Linked DNA regions of Homo sapiens: region 2 is linked to region 1. The links are chromatin loops, found by intact Hi-C in ENCODE. Cell type or tissue: B cell. All regions are shown on one strand. Links, peaks and the distances in the headings refer to the core of each region. The heading gives the core; the rest is flanking DNA.

Region 1 (7,113 bases), core at 1,336-6,335:
TGGCTCACCACAACCTCCACCTCCCAGGTTCAAGGGATTCTCCTGCCTCAGCCTCCCGAGTAGCTGGGATTACAGAGATGCGCCACCACGCCGGCTAATTTTGTGTTTTTAGTAGAGACGGAGTTTCTCCATGTTGGTCCGGGTGTTCTCGAACTCCCCACCTCAGGTGATCTGCCTGCCTCGGCCTCCCAACGTGCTGGTTTTACAGGCGTGAGCCACTGCGCCTGGCCCAAGGATGGCCTTTTAAAGTTCCTTTGATATTGGGCAATGTCCCTGGCCACCTAGAACCCTATGAATTCAACACCAAAGCTATCAAAGTGGTCTACTTGCCCCCAAACACAGCACGTCTAATTCAGCCTCTAGATCAGGGGGTCATAAGAACCTTTAAGCTTCATTACACATGGTACTCTGTGGAAAGAATTGTCAATGCTATGGAAGAAGACCCCCAACAGAGGGAACGTCATCAGTGTCTGGAAGGATTACACCATTGAAGGTGCCATTATTGTTATAGAAAACGCTGTGAAAGCCATGCAGCCCAAAACAATAAATTGGTGCTGTAGAAAATCGTCCAGATGTTGTGAATGCCTTCGTAGGATTTACAACAGTGCCAATCAAGGAAATCATGAAAGAGATTATGGATGTGGCAAAAAGGGTGGGGAGTGAAGAGTTTTGGGCTATGAATCTTGGAGAAATTCAAGAGCAAATAGACACTACACCAAAGCAATTAACGGAAGCCAACTTGATGGAGATGAGTATATCTGAACCAGTGCCGGACTGTGAGAAAAAAGATACAGAAGTAGCAGTGTCAGGAAGCAAATTGACATTAGACAATCTAGCAGAAGAGTTCTGATTTTTCAAGACTGCTTTTGACTTCTTTTACATGAACCCTCCTATGATTTGGGCACTGAAACAAAATCAAACAGTTGCAGAAGGATTGGTACCCTTATAGAAACATTCTTAGAGAATGGAAAAGCAAAAAAGACAGAAATTATGACGTATTTCTGTAAAGTTACACTAAGTGTGCCTGTTTCTCCTGCCTCCCCTTCTGTCTCCTCTATCTCTGCTGCCTCTGTCATCCCTGAGGCAGCAAGACCAAGCCCTCCTCTTCCTCCTCCTCCTCAGCCTACTCAGTATGAAGATGACAAGGTGAACACCTTTATGATTCTCCACTTCCACTTACTAAATAGTAAATATATTCTTTTCCTTTTGATTTTCTTAATAAGTTTCTTTTCTCTAGCTTACTTTATTGTAAAAATATGGTATTTTAATACATATACAGAATATGTGTTAATCAACTGTTTATGTTATCAGTAAAACTTCTGGTCAATAGGAGGCTATTAGTAGTAGTAAAGTTTTTGGGGAGTCAAAAGTTACACACAAATTTCCAACTGTGCAGGGGATTGGCACTGCTTACCCACATGTTGTTCAAGGGTCAACTGTATATTATTATAGTTAACCTTTACACTAATATACATATATGAATTAGCCTTTGTGTAATTTCCAATTTTTCACTTTTACAAACAATGCTGCAGAACATTTTTAGAAATAATTATTTGTATTTTTTAGTATCTCCGTGGGAAAATTTTATATATGAACTTTCTGATTCAAGGATATGTATATTTTAAAAACTTTTGGTTTTATTGTAAAAATAGTACTTACTCATGAAAAAATGAGAAATATGGAAGTATGTAAAGTACAAAATTAAAGGTTCCCTCACCACCTATTTCAGTATGCATCCCTGAAATATGTATTTCACATTGTTGAAGAAATTACCAAATTGCTCTCTCAAAGGTTGTGCCTGTTGATTCCATCACCAATATATGAAAATACCTGTTTGTCCACTTTCTTCCTAACACAGGTTATTTTCAATCCTTTAAATATTTTCAAATTTAATTTGCAACTTTTAAATATTTTGTTATTATGTTTTATAGAGACAGGGTCTGTCTCTGTCACCAAGGCTGGAGTGCACTGGCATGATCATAAATCACTACAGCCTTGAACTCCTGGGCTCAAGTGGTTCTCCCACCCCAGCCTCCCAAGTAACTGGAACTACAGGTGCACACCACCACACCCAGCTAATTAAAAAAAATTTTTTTTACATTTTTGTAGAGACGGGGTCTCACCGTCTTGCCCAAGCTGGGCTTGAACTCCTGGGCTCAAGCAGTACTCCCACCTCAGCCTCTCAAAATGCTGGGATTATAGATATTAGCCATTGTACCTGGCCTAATACTGTATTTTAAATTTGCATTTGCTTAATTATTAGTGAGACTGCACATCTTTTTAATTTTTTATTTTTCTGAGACAGGATCTCATTCTGTCACCCAGGCTGGTGTACAGTGGTGTGACCTCGGCTCACTGCAGCCTCTGCCTTCCCAGCTCGGGTGATCCTCCCGAATAGTTGGGACAATTTTGTCTAGAGATGAGGTCTCACTGTATTGCCCAGGCTGGTCTCCAACTCCTAGGCTCAAGCAATCCTCATGCCTCAGCTTCTCAAAGTGCTGGGATTACAGACATGAGCCACTGCACCTGGTCCATCTTTTCTTTGTTTAACTTTTTAAATGGTGCTTCTGTTCGCTACCTGTTTTTTTCTTTTGCCTATTTGCTACTAGGTTGTTTATCTTTTTCTTATTAATTCGCTGATATGTGAGGTTTTGTTTTATGAAGCTTAATCTTGCTGGACATAAAATTATTGGCTGCTAGGTTTTTCTTTTTTCTTTCATCACTTTGAAAATGCCATCCCATTCTCTTCTGGCCTGTGAGAGTTCTGCTGAGAAGTGTGCCATTAGTCTGATGGGGTTTCCTTTATAGGCAACTAAGTGTGCTTTTCTCTTGCCGATTTAAAATTTTTTTCCTTCACTTTGACTTTAGACAGTCTGATGATAATATGCTGTGGTGAAGTTTTTTTTGCAGTTTATTTTCCTGGGGATTGCTGGGCCTCCTGTAGCTGGATGTCTAAATCTCTTTCTTGACTTGGGAAATTTTCATCAATTATTTCCTTAAATAGGTTTTCAGAACTTTTTGCATTTTCTTCCTCCTTGAGAATACCAATAATTCGTAAGCTTGGTTGCCTTATGTAGACCCTAATATCTTGATGTCTTTATTCATTCTTTTTTCCTCACTTTTGTCTGATTATGTTATTTCAAAAGACTTGTCTTCAAGTTTTGAGATTCTTTTTTTCTGCTTAGTCTAGTCTATTTTTGAAGCATTTCAAATGTATTTTGTAATTCCTTCAATAATTTTTCAGACCCAGAATTTCTGTTTGTTTTTGAAATCTGTCTCCTGTAAATTCCTCATGTGCATCCTAAATTGATTTTCTGATTTTCTTTATATTAGTTTGCAGATTTCTCTTGCATCTCATTGAGCTTCTTTAAAATCAATACTTTGAATTATTTATCGACATTTCAAGGATTTTTGTTCTGCTTAGGATCTATTGCCAAATAATTATTTTGTTCCTTTGAGGGCGCCATAATACCTTGCTTTTTCATACTTCCTATATGTTGATTTCTGTGTATCTGAAGATGTGACTATGATGCTGATTGGGTAGGGCCATTTGTCTGCATGAAGTGACAAAGACTTTGTATGATTTCCTTGGATATACATAGCCTTAATGCGGTAGCTTTCTTGAATGCTGGTTGTAGTGGCGTACCAGGCAGTGAGCAGACACACAACCTCCTGTGCAGCTGTGATGTCATGGGTGATAGGGGCAGTAGTTGTGAGAAGCTCTTCTCTTTCTCAAGTGCTGTGCTCTTGTGTTAATTGTTGCAGTGGGCTCTTCAGGCTGTCCCAGAAGGTGGATTGGGCCATGGAACCCCCAGGGGCCTGGATCCTGCACCCTATCTTGGAGTGGGGGGCAAAGCTGGAATGGAGCTAAGTTAGCTAGGCCTGCACTCAGACCACCTACCCTGATGGGAGTGGCTACCTACCCTGATTTAGGCCTCTGGTAAAATACCTGGGTTAGGGCTGACCACTGTTATGCTGATGTCTCAGCCTGGGAAGGGAGGGTGGTTCTAGCTTCACAGCCTTGGCTGGCAGACATGGGACCTGCTTCCCTCTTACACCCCAGTCTTGGCAAGGTTCATGCCCCCATCTCAACTATGTTAGCCAGTCTGGCTGTTCACTTAGTCACTACAGTTTGCTTCTCGTCTGCAGTGCAGTCTTGGGCTATAGGAGTCACTGTGCAGCTCAATACTACACCTCTCTGGCACTTCTCCTCCTCTGGTCCATGGGTGGGGTTGGGGGGAGCCCAGTTTCAGCACCAGCAGCTGGAGCCCATACCACACTCATTTCTCAGTTCTGGCTGTGGGAGCCCCTCCCACAGGTTTCAGTTCCCCAAGCCCCAGCCTGAGTCTCTCTACTGCCAAAGACTGCTGCTGCTGTGGCTAGCTCCCAGGCGTGTGAGGTGCAGCTTGCTAAGTAAGAGCTAGGAAAGAGAATAGGGTCCTGCTGTAGGTGTCCAGTCTGAAGGAATGCCTGGGATACTTCCTCAAGCAGTTCCTTCTCACAGTCTCCTGGCTGCTCCGCATGTTAGATCTAGGGCTTAGAAGGGGCAAGGTACTTTCCTGTGGTCTGGATTGCTCGATTCCCTAGTGGGAAAGTGGACCACAGAGAGATATGTACCCTTTTCCATATTGGGGATTCACTCCTGGTTTTTGGCCGGTCCTGGCCATACGGGCTACCTACCTTCCTTCTTCTCAGATTTTGGAGTTTCTTTTTGCTTTTCTGTTGGACTCATTGCTTTTCATGTCAAACATATTATCATGGATAATATGTTCAAAGTATGATTGTCTACACACTATTTTGGTTCTTCTGAGTTTATGAAGTGTGCTAGAAAAGCCTCTAGTCAGCCATCTTGGGCGAAAAAAATCTCAAGATGTATCTTTTTCTTAATGATTTGTAAGAGTTCTTTTTAAAAGTCTTTTTAAATTTATTCTATTTATTTTCTAGAGACAGGGTCTTGCTCTGTTGCTCAGGCTGGAGTGCAGTGGCATGATCATAGCGCACTATACTTTCGAATTCCTGAATTCAAGCAATCCTCCTGCCCTAGCCTCCCAAGTAGCTGGGACTACAGGCAAAAGTTCTTTATACATTAAGGGACTTTGCTTTTTTACAAATATATTTTTGGTCACCCTGTATTTTGGGTTTGTTTATGATGTATTTTGGCACCCAGAAGTTTTTTATTTTTCTGAAAAATATTTTATACCAACCATTCTTTCAAAATTATAAAACCTAGATCAACTTTCATAGCTGCTTTTCTCGGCTAAAATTAAGCTAAAAGGACACTTAATAAAAGGGGCAAGGATAGGGGATCATGGGAGGAGTTAATAAGAAAGCATCATGCAGCCCAAAGTTTAACACTTCCACTTAAAGATGCAGGCCAACAGGGCTTTTTTGCTTAAGGTGTCTCAGCCAGCAGCAAGATGGCCTACTCATTTGCCCTCTCAAAGCCAGCTCATTATAGAATTCCGTAATAATCTTGCCCTGACCTTACTACCAAGGCTGCTGTTTCCAGGTCAAGAATCTCCCTTCTAGTGCTCATCATTAATGAGGTAATACCAGTGAAATGTCCCTCCTTGCCCCTGCCCTTAGGTAAAGCTGACTCCCAGTGTGGCCAATACAGTCTCTATTTGCCTAATATGGATGACATTTTGGAAGCAATTATGTGTATATTAGATAAATCCTGTCTACAGGCTAAATGTGAGTGACAGTCATATATACATAACTAGGAAAACGACTAATCATAAGCAGGAGTTGTACAAGATGTGCTTTTGTTTATGATTAAAAGACTGCTGATTAGAACTAGGGTGTTGGAAACATCTGGTCATTCATTACTCTGCTTAAAAGCCTGTGATGAATCCCTGTCTCATGCAGTATATAGGCCAAACTGCCTACCATGGCACATGAGGTCTTTCACATCCTGCTCCTAACCTATTTTTTCAGTCAGCTAAACACTATGCTAAGCACTTTCATTTCACACATATTTATTGAGTACCTGCTAGTTACCAAACATTGTTCTAGGTTTCGGTGTTCGTTGTCCCTGCCCTCACAGGCTTTCTGGCTAGTTAGGGACACAAAGAATCCCACATAACCAAAACAATCTATAGAGTAGTCAGGGTGGACTTTTTCTGAGAAAAACGCATATATAAACTGAGACCAGAAGAGTGAGAAGGAACTAGTCCTAAGAAGAGATGGGAAATGAGGGGAAGGTGTTCTAGGCAGTGGGTACAGCAATGGCATTGAACTTGTAGTTTGGGTGTTCTAGGAACAACAGAAGGCTGGCACAGCCAGAGCTCAGGGGAAGGGAGAAGACCCCAGTGAGTTGCTGTTAAACCTGTGGGTAGGGGCCAGATCACATAGTACATCGTAGAGTATAGTAAAGGAATTCAGATGCAGCACAATGAGGTACCTGAATCGGGGTTTGGCCTGGGGTTGGGCTGGCGACAAAACTGTGTAGTGGTTTTAAGCCTTATCTAATTTATCTGCATCACAACTCTCTGAGGCAGGTATTACTAATAACCAGTTTTATGGATGAGAATCCTGAGGAAGAAAGTTGGGTAATTGTTCAAGGTCACACAGTTGGAAAGTATTGGAGCTTCTGGATCTGTCTAACTCCAGAGCCCATGTTCTCAAATGTAATTGTATATACAGTCTAATTGGTTTATTTTGTAAGTAAGGGAATTGAGATTCAGAAAAATTAAAAATAAACTAGAATGATTAAGAGGATGTGAGGCACTGTTTAAAAAATTTATGCTCTTCTTCCATCTGGAAAGATGAAGAATGAACTTTTGATCTGGTGGAAGCTTCTAACACTATGAGGCACCTGAAGAGGGCAATGCTGACTTATTCACTACAAAAATAGCTTAGGCATCTTTTGAAGCTTCAGATAAGTAATTCACAGGTCAAATAAAAGGAAGTGCTTTTGATACAGTTGGTAGCTGATTATTTCAGATACAGATTAACAATGTTTCCAGTAGCTTTTAGGAAATCTGTAGAACAAGTTAGCAAAACAGAAAACCTCTTCTGTATAAAGCATACTAAAATACTGATGAAAATGTCTGTAAGAGAAGTTTAAATAACTAAGAAAATGAGGAAAAAATGAGTACAGGGAAAATGAAA
Region 2 (7,113 bases), core at 695-5,694, 270 kb before region 1:
ATTTTCACTTCTTTTGTGGAGGAATGTCATCAGTTAAGGCAGGAACTGGCGATCTGGATGTGTACATGCAGGTACGTGCAGGTACGTGCAGGTCACAGGGGATATGATGGCTTAGCTTGGGCTCAGAGGCCTGACAAAAATGTCACAAACCTGCTGTTCTTACTGAGATTCAGGCTGTTTTTCTTAAACATTCCTTCAATTGTTGCAAGCCTTTGGATAATTTCCAGAGTTCTGAAAAAGTTGACTTTGACCATTTTTGCCATTGTTCTCATCGCCTTTGTAGAGGAGATGCTTTTCAGAGCTTCTTCTCTGCCATTCCTCCCTGCCCAAGGATGAAAGCACCAAGCTGATGTTCACATGCCCTCTCAGCAAGGAAGCCAGCAGCCATACATGTTAGTGGTTCAGAAAGCTTCAGAACTCAAAATCATTTTTTTTGAAACAGAGCCTTGTTCTGTCACCCCAGGCTGGAGTGCAGTGGCGTAATCTCAGCTCACTGCAAGCTCTGCCTCCTGGGTTCAACCAATTCTCCTGCCTCAGCCTTCTGAGTAGCTGGGATTACAGGCGTGCACCACCACACTCAGCTAATTTGTATATTTTTAGTAGAGACGGGGGTTCACTATATTGGCCAGGCTGGCCTCAAACTCCTAACCACAAGTGATCCGCCCACCTTGGCCTCCCAGAGTGCTGGGATTACAGGCATAAGCCACCGCACCCACTCTCAAAGTTTTTTTTTAAACCTTTGTAACTTCTTCATAATTGTTACTTTTGTCATGCCAAGTCTATTTCTCCACAGGGTAAAATGCCAAGGTCCTGAGGTCCTGGGTTGGGTACTTGTGATAATTGGGTAGTAACTGAGTCACTGTGCTCAGGGAAGATGATTTCATGTGCCCTTTTCTGAGTTCACACACTGAGAATAACATGGTGTGCTCTGTGAGGTTCCTGAGAAAGCTGATATATATATATCAAGTTATACAGTGTAAATTAGCACAATTTGTATTTGTCAATTATACCTCCAGAAAGCTGTTTTTTAAAAATTATGGGGCATGTCAAAGGGCACAGAAGCTAGCTTGAAAGAGCTCCCAAAGCCTAAGCTTGGATAATTTGAACAACAAAATAAATAATGATAGTACTGGATTATAGTCCACAGAATAAAATATGCATGAGTCCATACTGAGCTAATTATATAATTGAATAGATACATAAATGGGGGAAAGGGACAGTTCTTCCTTATAGTAGAATTCCTATTTTAAAATGTAGGAGAGATGAAAAGATGAAAATAGGTAATCACAACTATGCAAACGAATACCGCATTAATAATTGCTGCAGGCAAGAACCATCTAGAAATTCTAAAGTCAATAGGTAAAGTATGGTAAGATATAGGATATTTGCATAATCTCAAAGCATTTTCCTGCAATACTTATTAATTGTGAAGGAAAAATAGCAATTTAACCAGGAGGAACTTGACAGTTCCCCCCTTCTTAACCAAGAGATGAAAGTTAGCATCACTACTAATAAATAAGACGTATCAACATCATGCATCCCCTCATATGATGCACTAAGAACATGGCAGTATTCTCGACAAAGACAGATTACCTCAACCTAATCATGAGAAAATAGCGGACAAACTGAGGGACATTTTACAAGATAATTGACCATTACTCTTCAAAAATGTGAAGGTCGTCGGGTGCAGTGGCTCACACCTGTAATCCTGTAATCCCAGCACTTTGGGAGGCCGAGACAGGCAGATGGCTTGAACCCAGGAGTTCAAAACCAGCCTGGGCAACATAAAAAAAAAAAACCTATATATGTAGTGGGGATAGGGTTTTATATATATTGTATATATATACACTATGTATATACTATATATATATACACACTATATATACTATATATAGTGGGGACAGGGTTTTATATGTAATATATATATGTATATATATATATATATATATATATATATATTAGCCAGGTGTGTTAGTCCATTCTCACACTGCTGTAAAGATAGTACCCGAGACTGAGTAATTTATAAACAAAGGAGGTTTAATTGACTCACAGTTCCCCAATGCTAGGGAGGCCTCAGGAAACTTACAATCATGGCAGAACGGGAAGCAAACACATCTTACATGGTGGCAGGCAGGGGAGAGCCAGCAAGGGAAAACTGCCTTATAAAACCATCAGATCTTGTAAGAACTCACTCACTATCCCGAGAACAGCATGGGGGAAACCATCCCCGTGATCCAATCACCTCCCACCCGGTCCCTCTCTCAACACTTGGGGATTATGGGGATTACAATTTGAGATGAGATTTGGGTGGGGACACAGAACCAAACCATATCACTAGGTGTGGTGGCACGCACCTGTGGTCCCAGCTACTCACGAGGCTGAGGTGGGAGGAGTTCCTGACCCCAGGAGGTCGAGGCTGCAGTGAGCCCTGATGGTCGCGCCACTGCACTCCAGCCTGGGTGACCCTGTCTCAAAAATAAAAATAAAAAATAAAAAAAATAAAGTGTGAAGGTCAAGAAAGATGGAGGAGCTATCACAGATTAGAGGAGTCCAGGAGACAAGACAAATAAATATAATAGAAGATAATGAATCATTGGATCCTGGACAAGAAAAAGAGCATTAGTGAGAAAGCTGGCAAACTTCAAATTATATCTGTGGAGTAATTAACGGTATTGTACAAATGTCCATTTCCTGGTTTCAATTATTGTCCTGCAGTTACTCTTAGGAATGTTAATATTAGGGAACCCTGAGTAAAGGCCAAGCAGAACTTCTTGTACCATTTGTACAACTTTTCTGTAAATCTAAAACTATTTCAACATAAAAAGTTTTAACACTCATTAAACAACTATGTCAAAATTCGTTTTTCCCTGAAAGCACAGTTGTGAACTCTTTCTTTGCTGATAGGTTGCTAACAAAATTATGTGAAAAGCCGCAATCCAGTCATTTGTAACACAGGCACCTTGGGCCTTAACCTTTTCCAGACCACAGCTCTTTAGTAATATACATTTTGGCCAGTAGGTGGCAGCACTTGACCAGTTTACCATCAGCAAAACCCAGGGGAAAAGGGAGCATAAAGAGAGGGAGGTAAAACAATGAGATATCCAGAACACAGGAGCAGAAGGTGACAAAGTCATTATTTGATGGACAGTCACTATAGGGAGATGCCATTTTTATGGGGATTTACATGATGAGGCAGGGAGGAATGAACTTGTAAACAGTGATGTAAGGCTTGGAGGCAAAATTACCTGCCCCTACCCCATCCCCACCCTATCCCCTACGCTTTCCCCTAGCCTGGGGCATCAGGAAGGAGCCCTAAGCATTACTTCTGGGTAATCACTGGGTGATTAATACCACACTGGTGAAAGAAGAATAAAGGGTGACTTGCAAATGTTTCACACTTTCAAAAAAATGAATTACAAAGAAATTATAAATTATATGCTAGTATAGGAAGTTCCATCATTTAAAACATATTTTAAAAATAAAACTATAGCCAAATTATGTATTTGTGTACATATCTATGTATGTATTTGGAGACGATCTTGCTCTGTCACCCAGGCTGGAATGCAGTGGTGTGATCACAGCTCTCTGCAACCTCAAACTACTGAGCACAAGCAATCCTCCTGCCTAAGCCTCCCAGGTAGCTAGGAATACAGGTGTGTGCCACCATGCCCAGCCTCCAAATTTATAATTTTTTGTTGCGGGCCTGGGAGGAGCTCCACTCAATTCTCTTCTGTCTTCTCTCACAAACCCAAAATCTGCTCACCATGTGCAGTTGCCCGAGCCTATACCTGACCACAGTTATCTCAGTTATCTGTTAGTTGCTGAGCCCCGGGGAGGTCAAGAAACTTGTTTTTGTTGTTTTTTTCTGTTTGTTTGTTTGTTTGGTCACCCAGGCTGGAGTGCAGTGGTGTGATCATAGCTCACTGCAACCTTGACCTTCTGGACTCAAGCTATCCTCTCGAGTTAGCTGGGACTACAGGTGTGCACCACCACGCCCAACTGATTTTAAAGTTTTTTGTAGAAATGGTCTCACTAAGTTGCCCAGGCTAGTCTCCAACTCCCAGGCTCAAGGGATCTCCCACCTTGGCCTCCTAAAGTGCTGGATTACAAGCATAAGCCACCGTGCCTGCCAAGAGACTTATTTAAAATACCAAGATTAACAAGTACCAGAGCTAGGACTTAAAGCCAAGACGTTGAGTAAGTCTATTCCCCCTTCCACAGTGCAGAAACCCATTCCAAACTCATGTCTTTTATCTGTGAAGGACAGGCTCAAAGGTGACAAGGATCTGAGTTGCATTTCAGCAGCAGATACCAAGGATTCCCTGATAAAGCTGAGTTTGCCAATTAGGCTGAACCCTCCCAGCCATGACTAAGACATATGAAATATTAATATGTATTTCAATAATGTTTCATATTCTGATTTTCCTAGGCGGGGAACTTCTGGTCCTCATTTCTCTACCCCACCTAACTAACCTTTTCTTTTCCCCAGTGGAAGGATAATTGTTGTGAAATGTAAAACCCAAAGTTTCTGACCAGAGCTTCCTGAAGCTTTTCCCAGAGTGACCTCAATCACTAGGCCTCAAACCAAACAAACAAACAAAGAAATCTATTTAAAGATATCCTTTCTACCACTCCTAATCCATAGCCTACTGCTAATGGACAGATGGGCATGGTGGTGCCTGCTCAGAGAGCTCCCCAGTGCTATCAAAATACTCAGTCAACGCTCACTGCCCAGCAGGCTGCACCTCCTCCCAGCCCACTCAGCAGAGCAGCCACTTGGAAGGATGTGTAGGACATGGCCTTCTGAATCAGCCAGAATCCAGCAGGGCTCCCTGGGACCTAGGCTTGAGGGATATTAGGACAGACAGGAATGAGCTTAAAGAGGCAGTTCCAATGGGAGCTGTTCCTGACTCTCAGGTCCAGGCCCAGGTTGGGGGCCACTAAGGGCAGCTGTCTCTATAGGAACCTCAAGGTCTAGTCCAAATCTTCCAGCCCAGGAAGCTGGAGCGCACCGATAATAGTTGGTTCTTCTCACTGGTTCCTCCTGAGAAAGGACTTCTTAGAAAAGAGAGACTCAGGCATGATTGAGGTTTCTATGCTTGGAGGGCCCTGAAGCCTCAAGTGACTTCCCTCTGCCTTCCCACCCAACAGGGAGTCTTTATTGTTCACTTTCATTCATAATATACTGAGACCCAGAGGGCAGGTTGTAGTCCTGGGACATGCTTTTTTTTTTTTTTTTTTTCCTGCTTTGGAACTTCTTGCTACATCTGCAGCTGAATGTGATAGGATCTGGGTAAGAGGGCTTGAATACTGTGATGCAAGAACCCTGGCTTTACATAACACATGTCCTGCTCTGCTGATGGTGCAAAACTTAATACAAGAACTCAACACCCACAAAGAGGTAACTCAAGAATCACAGCCATGTATGGCTGCAAACATTTTGATTTGCTGTAATTTCCTCTCCACACACCCCATCCCAGTTGTCAGTAATGACACTTGCTTCTGAGCAACCAGCACAAAAATGAAAATGTAGCATAGCCATGTTTATCCTGGTCTGGTAACCTTCAAGAACTCAAAGTTCAAGGAGAGGAAAAACACTGTTTTTTTAACTTCAGGGTACATCTTTTGCAAATAAAACTTTTTTTAGAGTCAAAATAACATTTTTACATGTAGCCAAATGGTATGGTTATATTCCTTTCTGCGTAAGGATTTTCTGGGGAAAAAATTAAATAAAATAATTATATTCTTTAATATATAATTCCTAATTAAAACTCAAATTTCCCAAATTGTCCTAAAAATGTCCTTTATACTTGGTTTCTCTAAACTAAGATCCAATACAAGACGATACATTGCACCTGTTTTTTAATGTCCCTATAGTCTCTCAATCTCTAACAGTCTCTTTCTGTCATGCTACTGACTGTTGACATGGCATCAGCTGACCTGCCAAATGCCAGGCCTCCTGGATGTGTCTAATGGCTTCTTAGTGATGTTATACAGCTTTTTCTCTATTCTTTGAATTTTTTGTAACCTGGAAGTTAGATCTAAAATTTGAGATTCAGGTAAACGTTTCTAAACTGACAGAATGCTAAGTGTATCTTATAAATGGAGAAAGTGTCACACGGAAAAGCTGAGTGACATAAATGATCATTATACAAGTTATATAAAGTATCAAACATGTATGAAACTGGTACTTCTCAGTTAGACCACATTTATCTTAATCTCATGAAACACAAAACCTACTTATTTATTCATTATATGAATGGAGTCTACTTAACTCTAACCTTAGAATCAAGTAAGTCACAAACATGAAATGTTTTGTATAGAAATCAGAATGTTACAGGCTTCTACAGGAAACTCCCTTGTGTTCTCTTGGGAAATGGATTTGTCTGTTTTTATTTTTGACTTACAACGCTATCCTGATCTCACTCCTCATTCTGGGCAAGGCCCAACCCCTTCTACTTTCACAACTGCTCTGCCTGGTCTCTACCTGCACCCTAAACCCATAAGGGACAAAAGCAAGAGTAGCAGCAACAAATTCAGGTAGAAGAAGCCTGGATATGTGAAGGTCTACCTTGCTCTCAAAGTTTATAAGCACTTCTCTTGGCAAAACTTAACTTACTCCTAAAATATTTTGCCAGGTTTTATTGAATAAATACTGTTTTATGAGCTTATCTCTTACTAAAGCAAGCCACCTTAAGGTGGCCTTGGCATTTTTTGTTTGTTTGTTGAAGGAAATATTGAGCCTCTCAATCATCCTTAAGCCAGGCCAGCTTCTACCCTCTGTTGTGGTGACCATGGAACACAGGGCAGCTGCTGGGAAGGATGAAATCCCTCTCCAAGTGCTAAGTTACCCTTGGAGCAAAAGCAAGGAGGCAAAAAGAGGGAGGGCTATAAAGGGGTATATATTATACATATGCCTGAATATGTACAGAATATTTCGGGAAGCCCAGATAAGGCTGCTAAGTGTGATTGCTGGGGGATGGGGGTTGGCGAGATGGGGAATAACTGGGGTACTGAGGATACTGGGGAAGAAGAAGACCAATTTTAATGTATACTCTTTTTTTTTTTTTTTCTTTAGAGACAGGGTCTCACTCCACGGTACAGGCTGGAGTA

The links. Peaks named below come from ENCODE experiments on the same cell type or tissue, not always from the same donor. Only the 100,000 strongest peaks of a DNase experiment are listed, where the experiment ranks them.
Region 2: it touches region 1 in a loop (4-fold over the local background); 6 of 110 quality-filtered maps call a loop at or near these places.

What each region holds. Positions count from the first base shown.
Region 1 is chr15:52,463,487-52,470,599 of GRCh38, reverse strand. The region is part of intron 1 of MYO5A (myosin VA); the gene reads left to right. Among named protein-coding and RNA genes, the nearest start is that of MYO5A, 62 kb to the left of the region's middle. RefSeq lists enhancers at 4,148-4,437, 4,082-4,837. In B cell, for the core only: CTCF peaks have their summits at 3,947 and 4,148; DNase peaks (open chromatin) are centred at 4,279 and 5,989; H3K4me3 peaks cover 345 bases; H3K27ac peaks cover 3,572 bases.
Region 2 is chr15:52,731,581-52,738,693 of GRCh38, reverse strand. No RefSeq gene overlaps it. Among named protein-coding and RNA genes, the nearest start is that of ONECUT1, 55 kb to the left of the region's middle. In B cell, for the core only: CTCF peaks have their summits at 2,827 and 3,035 (motif pointing right); DNase peaks (open chromatin) are centred at 3,013, 5,203 and 5,343; H3K27ac peaks cover 597 bases.